2 separate regions of the Homo sapiens genome follow, and region 2 is linked to region 1. The links are chromatin contacts, found by Hi-C or POLR2A ChIA-PET in ENCODE. All regions are on one chromosome and are shown on one strand. The core of a region is the stretch at or near the end of the contact, and the rest is flanking DNA. Distances in the headings are between cores, read along the strand shown. Region 1 overlaps ARHGEF3 (Rho guanine nucleotide exchange factor 3). Region 2 has its middle 61 kb from the start of ARHGEF3.

Region 1 (3,052 bases), core at 309-2,808:
AAGGTGCCAGGTCTGGAGAGCTATTCTGCCCTCTTGTTTTGAAACACTTTCCCCACTGCTTGGTGTGTGGTAGCAGACCAGTCTTAGTCATAAAGACAGTTCTCACGAAGCACCACTTTAGGGTTGTGAAATTACTCAAGAAAAAAAATGTGACTTGACTCAAGTGACTGCTGGATTTAAATTTACCTTTTTTGCTAATTTCAAGTCTTCTATCAAGTCTTCTTCTCCTTGGGAAAGCTCAAAGATCGCCTGCAAGGAAAGATAAACATATTCACTGAATTCTCCCTTCATTTACAAGACCATATTCAAATAGTGCTGGCTCCACCACTCAAAACCCCAAATTTACATATTTAAGTATTTTAAGTTACGTTAACCTGAAGCAAATGCATCTATGCTTAAACCTGCAATGAAAAGATATTGCAAAACTGCTGCATATTGTGCTTCTCTGTTTGTGGGAGAAAGTTTCTACACATTTCTAGTCCAAAAAGTCATCTTTCATGTTACAGAACTTTGATGCAGCTGAACAAGAGGGAACTATTTTAGGTAAAATAATTACAGTGTGAGCCATGGATTTGGTACCCTTGTTGTGAGAGGCCATCATAAGAAGTGATTCAGAGGCTCTTCTAGATAATGGATGTGGCAGTATTATTAACTGGGCCATCCCCACTTTTTCTTCTACTCGACAGAAGGCGAATCTCAGCAGAAAGTTTTATTTGTATTATCCACTGCCTTGAGGCTGAGATTGTAGGAAGAATCCAACATTTTATCACTCCAAATACAACCTGGTGAAGTTAATTCATTCTAAACCACTTCTCAGCCCCACAGGTACAACAAATAAAATTATAGGCGCTGGCTGTGTGGAAGAGTAGGTAAATGGACCGTTTCTAATTTGGCTCTATTAAGCCATCATGCTAAAGAGCTATGATGCACAGAACACTCTTTCACTTCCATCTGGGAAGTCAAACTGTCAGCAAACATTACATTATTAAAGGAGTACAAGTTTGTAACGATATTTCAGGGTCTACTGTGTTTCAGGATATAGGGAAACAGTGGTCAGGCTTTGAAAGCTCCCTCCACCTGGGGCTGCTTGGTAAACTGAGGACAAAGCAGGTGGAGGCACAACCCTGAGCTGGATACTCCAAGGATCTCATCAGATGATGCACACATGAAGTGCTCAGCACAGCCTGGCACAAGCACTTAAACAAGCTCTTCTATACAGGGTAATATTATCAGAGTCATTTAGGGCAACTGATACAGAAAACTTACCGGGAATGAAATTAACTGGATTCTATAGAAAGGAAGTTTTCCATGAAGCTGAATCAAAGCTATGTAAACTAAATATTTTAAAATAGTCTATAAGTTGCTAACAAAATATAACTAAAATGATTATTTTTGTGAACTTCAGAATCCTAAATAGACACTTGGTTTCATCTTCTTGTAAATTCATATTTTCACATCAGTTTCTTTTTAAAGTGGGGGCCACACCCTCCCAGCTGGTTTCTGGTTTCTCAGTTCCTTCCCCAAGGTCAGACACTCTTGTTTATCCTTCTGCAAACGCAATGAAGAATTGATTTGGAGACTAAGGCGCAAATTCCAGCATGGCTGACGCTGCAATGCACCTTTGTTCCAGACACACAGCCAGCTCCATGGGCCCCGAGCCTACCTCCTGACGTTTGATTTCCTTGGATGTAAGCATCTGATTGACGCACACATCGAAGGTCTCACTCCACAGCTTGCTATCTCTCCGTTTCGTGCTCGAGGGGGCGGCATTTCTGGACCAGGGTCGGGGGGCGAGGATGTCAGGGCGGCTCTCACTGCGGAAGCTAATGGAGCGCTAAACAATGAGAAAAACAAACCATCACGGGGGCAGCGGCAGGACTGGGTGGATCTTTGAGCAGTTTCCTGTCGTTGACGGAACATAAATCATATATGTGAAAGAAAAAGAGGACATTGCCACAAGGCCTTTGGGAAGTGGGGCATTGTCTTGAGCCTACGTGCTAAGGAAAATTGGACAGGGGGCTGCTTTGGAACATGTGCTGGGAGTATCTGTTCTGTGTGACCTGGATACCAAGTGGACTATAGTGCAAGCACATATCAGGCCAAACTCACGCATGAAGGCAGTTCTTGGATACGTGATGAGCTCTACTTTTTTCCAGTGGACATCTCCCCTCTTTAAAAGAACCAGAGATAACAATAGTGGATGGCCTTTATTTATTCAAACATTTGGCCAGTACTCCTACTCTCCTCCTTCTATAAATAGAATCCCACTAACTTTGGGTATCCTATTACATATAGTTTTGGTGGGCACCCCCAGACCTGACCAATAGAGTATTCCACCATCCTAGTTCAGGGATGGGCATGTGATTCCCTGAAATTTGTCACATGAGTTACGGGAGAAAGGAGGAAAGAGTATTCCTTTGGGATTGTGAGTTCAAGAGAGAACACAAGCAGGGCCTTCCAGCAGCAACTCTCCCTAGTTACACAGAAGCATCTGTCTGCTACAGGAGAGAATAAAGAGACCCAGAATGAAGGATGGAGTGACCAATGGAGGCAGGAAGGGAGCAAGCTTTACCAATACTGCTTGAGCCTCTGGATCCCACTGTGCCTGAAACCAGAAAGAACCACCCTTAGACATTTTCATTACATATAGAAAGACATTTCCCTTTCTATTATCTCAGTTGGGGTTCTGTCAACTTGAAAAGTCCTGACTAATACACATACTAAATACCATCTTTGCAGCACATGATTCCTGTCCCTGAGGTATTTTCCTATTTCCCAAAGAGGCCGCAGAAGTCCACCTGTGTGACTTAAACATGCTACCAAAATGCTTTTCATGACAAATACAAATGATCCAGAAGAAAGCTGAGTGCATCATTTTCAGTCTTCATCCTAGAAGATTTCATCACACTTATTGGAGACTTTGCCAAAGCAATGAGGTTGCTGTGCTCCAAAACCACATTGTTATTTAGGAAGTGTTCCCTGCCATGGCTCTCTGTGGCCTTCAGCAGGAAGTTTCAACTCCTCATCTTGGCACAGGAAGTCTCTTGTAATC
Region 2 (3,052 bases), core at 165-2,664, 110 kb after region 1:
TTAGCTTCCTGTAAGACAAGTGTGATGATAAGCACCTCTCAGGCTTGTTATGTAGGCAGAGGGGCTGCTGCAGTATGAAGCGCCTGTCACCAGTGAGTGGTGGTCAGTGCCAGGGTGGTATCTTCCCTTTTGGTGCCTTCTGCCTGGGACTTTGGCCATCAACTTCAGACTGGGGTGGGACATGGAGGAGTCTTAGGGGCCATCTAACTTTGAAGAAGTCAAAGGATGGCCTTAGATTGTCTAGAAAGCTTGGGGCTGGAAGGAACTGGAACCTAATCTATCATCTAGGTTTGGTAGAAAACCAACACAAGCTCCTCAAATGCTCAAAATTTAAAACCTAGATTGCCCAGGTGAAAGCATGCAAAAGAAACAGTCTTCCTAGCAGGAAAAGCAAGGAAATTTGAGCCCAATGGAGGCTTGGGGGCAGTGGCTAAAGCAGAGGCTTCAAAGTTCCCTGAGCCCGGGATTTTCTCTCTTGATACATTTACAGAAGGGGCTATGGATCTCCCACTTCTTAAATGGAACCTGAGTATAAAATGTACAAGGGCCTGGGGACTGAGGGCTGGGGTCGGAAAGGCCTGGATCTGCTGGGCCCTCAGGAGGCTGTTCAGGGCCTTGCAGGGAGCAAAGAGTAGAGTCTGCCACTGCCAAATCCCAAAGATCCTGCCGGAAGCATCCCCTCTTCCCACAAAGCTATAGAATGTACCTCAGACTCTTCCTCCTTTCTCTCTTCTAAAAGTGAATGAAGCCTTCTAACCTGTTGGTTTTTTTTTTTTTTTTTAACTCTCTCTCTACCAAATGTCTTCAATCTAATAAGCAGCAGCTCTGCTTCCACTGGTCTATAACCTATAATAGTTCCCAAATGATCCCTAAAACCTATACACAGCAACAGGATGCACTAAAATAATGGGGTTATCTCTGGCCAATCTGCTACAAAGGCAAAAACATAGATGCTAATCCACAGCTTAAAATGAAGGAGCAAATGAAAGAGTAAGCCCCTGACCCTCCCCACCCACCCACCTTTTGGGACTTTAAAAGGAATGGTATGGAGGTAAAGGCAGGGTGAGGGGAGTGGGAGGGGGAGCAGGGTCAGACTGCCCTTCTGTAAGTGTGAGAGATGCAACAAAAACCTTGCAGATGACCTCAGAACCAACCAAGAACCTCCCTACTCCACAAATCCCCCTACTCCAATGCCTACTGGTTCAGCAGAACCCAGGTCTGTCGAACAGCCAACACCAAAACATTTTTTAAAAGGGTGGGGAAATACTCTTTCCCTGAATCCCTGCTCTTGTTCCAATGGCTAAACAAAAAGCTTTTATCAGGATTATTTCACTGGGCGACATGGCACAAAGAAAGCAGTCCATTTGCAGTCTGAAGGTCAACAGGGCTGCTCTTGTTTCAATTTGTTGCTCCTCTATGAGGCCAAGGCTGAATCTGGGCCCCCCTCCGCCTGGGAACCCCCATGCCAATGTGCATTCCCTTAAAGTCTCACACAGGACGAGGCTGCTGCAGGCGGCTGACTGAGACTGACCAGCAAATTACACCTCTTGCCTTCCCCTTGACCCTGCCATTAGATTTTTTATTTTTTTAAGGTCAATGAAAATGCTATCAACACTCCTCCATTGGAAAATGTTTGTGGTTGCAGCTGAGCATGCCTGTTACAACTGCTGACAAAGGATTCCCAACTTATAGGACGCAAGAGTCAAATGCACCCCCTTAGCAAACCTCCCCTAGCTTTTTCCACTTCATTTAGGCTGTGTACCCTGGGCTGATTCATTAGAATTCTTACATTCACTCCTACTCATTTGAAGAGTTTGGTTTTGTTTTTCTAGTGACTCACATCTGGTGTGCTTTAAAAAGGCAACCTAATTAAAGACCGGTCTTGTTTGCCATAAATGAAATGTTAAGTGTATACAGTGGTGCCCCCTAACCATGTCTTCTAACATCCAAGGAGTTAGAAAGAAGGACTTGAAGAAAGATGGTTGTGTAAGCAAACTCAGATACTGATCTCCTATTATTAAACCAACACATTTACCTTTTTCTTTTTTTTTTTTGAGACAGAGTCTCACTCTGTTGCCCAGGCTGGAGTGCAGTGGCGCGATCTCGGCACACTATAACCTCCGCCTCCCATGTTGAAGCAGTTCTCATGCCTCAGCCTTCCGAGTAGCTGGGATTCAGGTGTGTGCCACCACACCCAGCTAATTTTTTTTTTTTTTGAGACATTGTCTCACTGTGTCGCCCAGGCTGGAGTGCAGTGGTGCAATCTTGGCTCACTGCAACCTCTAAATCCCAGGTTCAAGCGATCCTCTCACCTCAGCCTCCGGAGGAGCTGGGATTACAGGTGTGTGCCACCATGCCCGGCTAATTTTCATATTTTTACTAGAGATGGGGTTTTGCCATGTTGGCCAGGCTGGTCTTGAACTCATGACCTCAAGCAATCCACCCGCCTTGGCCTCCCAAAGCACTGGGATTATAGGTGTGAGCCACCACACCTGGCCATTTTTGTATTTTTTAGTAGAGACAGGGTTTCACCATGTTGGCCAGGCTGGTCTTGAACTCCTGGCCTCAAGTGACCCACCTGCCTCAGCCTCCCAAAGTGCTGGGATTACAGGTGTGAGCCACCACACCCGGCCCACATTTACCTTTTAATCCTCTGCCTGAAAAACCGATAGCACTCAAAACATCATGAACCTAGGGAATTTGGCACTGGAAAGGACACAATTCATCTATATTATTTTATATTTGTGGAAACTGAGACCCAGAGAGGTGAAGCAATACATACAAGGTCTGATAGCTATACAATGACAGAAGGTAAAATAAAACCCACATCTTCTAACGCATGCCAAGAAGGGAAACATTTACTAAGTGCCCACTCAAGACCAGGCAGTAAAGATACATAGCCATATATGTCTCTCAAACTTGTCTGCCCTACAGACAGCTAAGCCAGGACACCACCATCTCTCATCAGAAAACTAAGGCAGCTTTCTACTCATCATCCACATCTACCCTTGGTTTCATAATCAACCAGAGGAATGAAAGCATAAATGACACC

Evidence for each region. A loop is a pair of places that touch in the nucleus more often than their neighbours do. ChIA-PET counts read pairs that join two places held with the same protein, here RNA polymerase II (POLR2A). Pooled maps may share reads with other maps.
Region 2: a pooled map shows a loop between it and region 1 (4-fold over the local background). The contact joins two enhancer-like sites. A Hi-C loop is called at or near these places in 10 of 50 pooled maps. POLR2A ChIA-PET finds 5 or more read pairs at or near these places in 5 of 52 experiments (CD4-positive, alpha-beta T cell, K562, PC-3 and 2 more).

What each region holds. Positions count from the first base shown.
Region 1 is chr3:56,753,318-56,756,369 of GRCh38, forward strand. ARHGEF3 (Rho guanine nucleotide exchange factor 3) reads right to left here. Exons shown (of 10, transcript NM_019555.3): 3 at 1,664-1,834; 4 at 187-249. Among named protein-coding and RNA genes, the nearest start is that of ARHGEF3, 47 kb to the right of the region's middle. Within about 2 kb of position 1,559, at least 19 of the 41 ENCODE cell types and tissues checked have a DNase peak (open chromatin) inside an H3K27ac peak, as active enhancers do.
Region 2 is chr3:56,861,102-56,864,153 of GRCh38, forward strand. It overlaps a transcript of ARHGEF3 not described here. Among named protein-coding and RNA genes, the nearest start is that of ARHGEF3, 61 kb to the left of the region's middle. Within about 2 kb of position 1,415, at least 5 of the 41 ENCODE cell types and tissues checked have a DNase peak (open chromatin) inside an H3K27ac peak, as active enhancers do.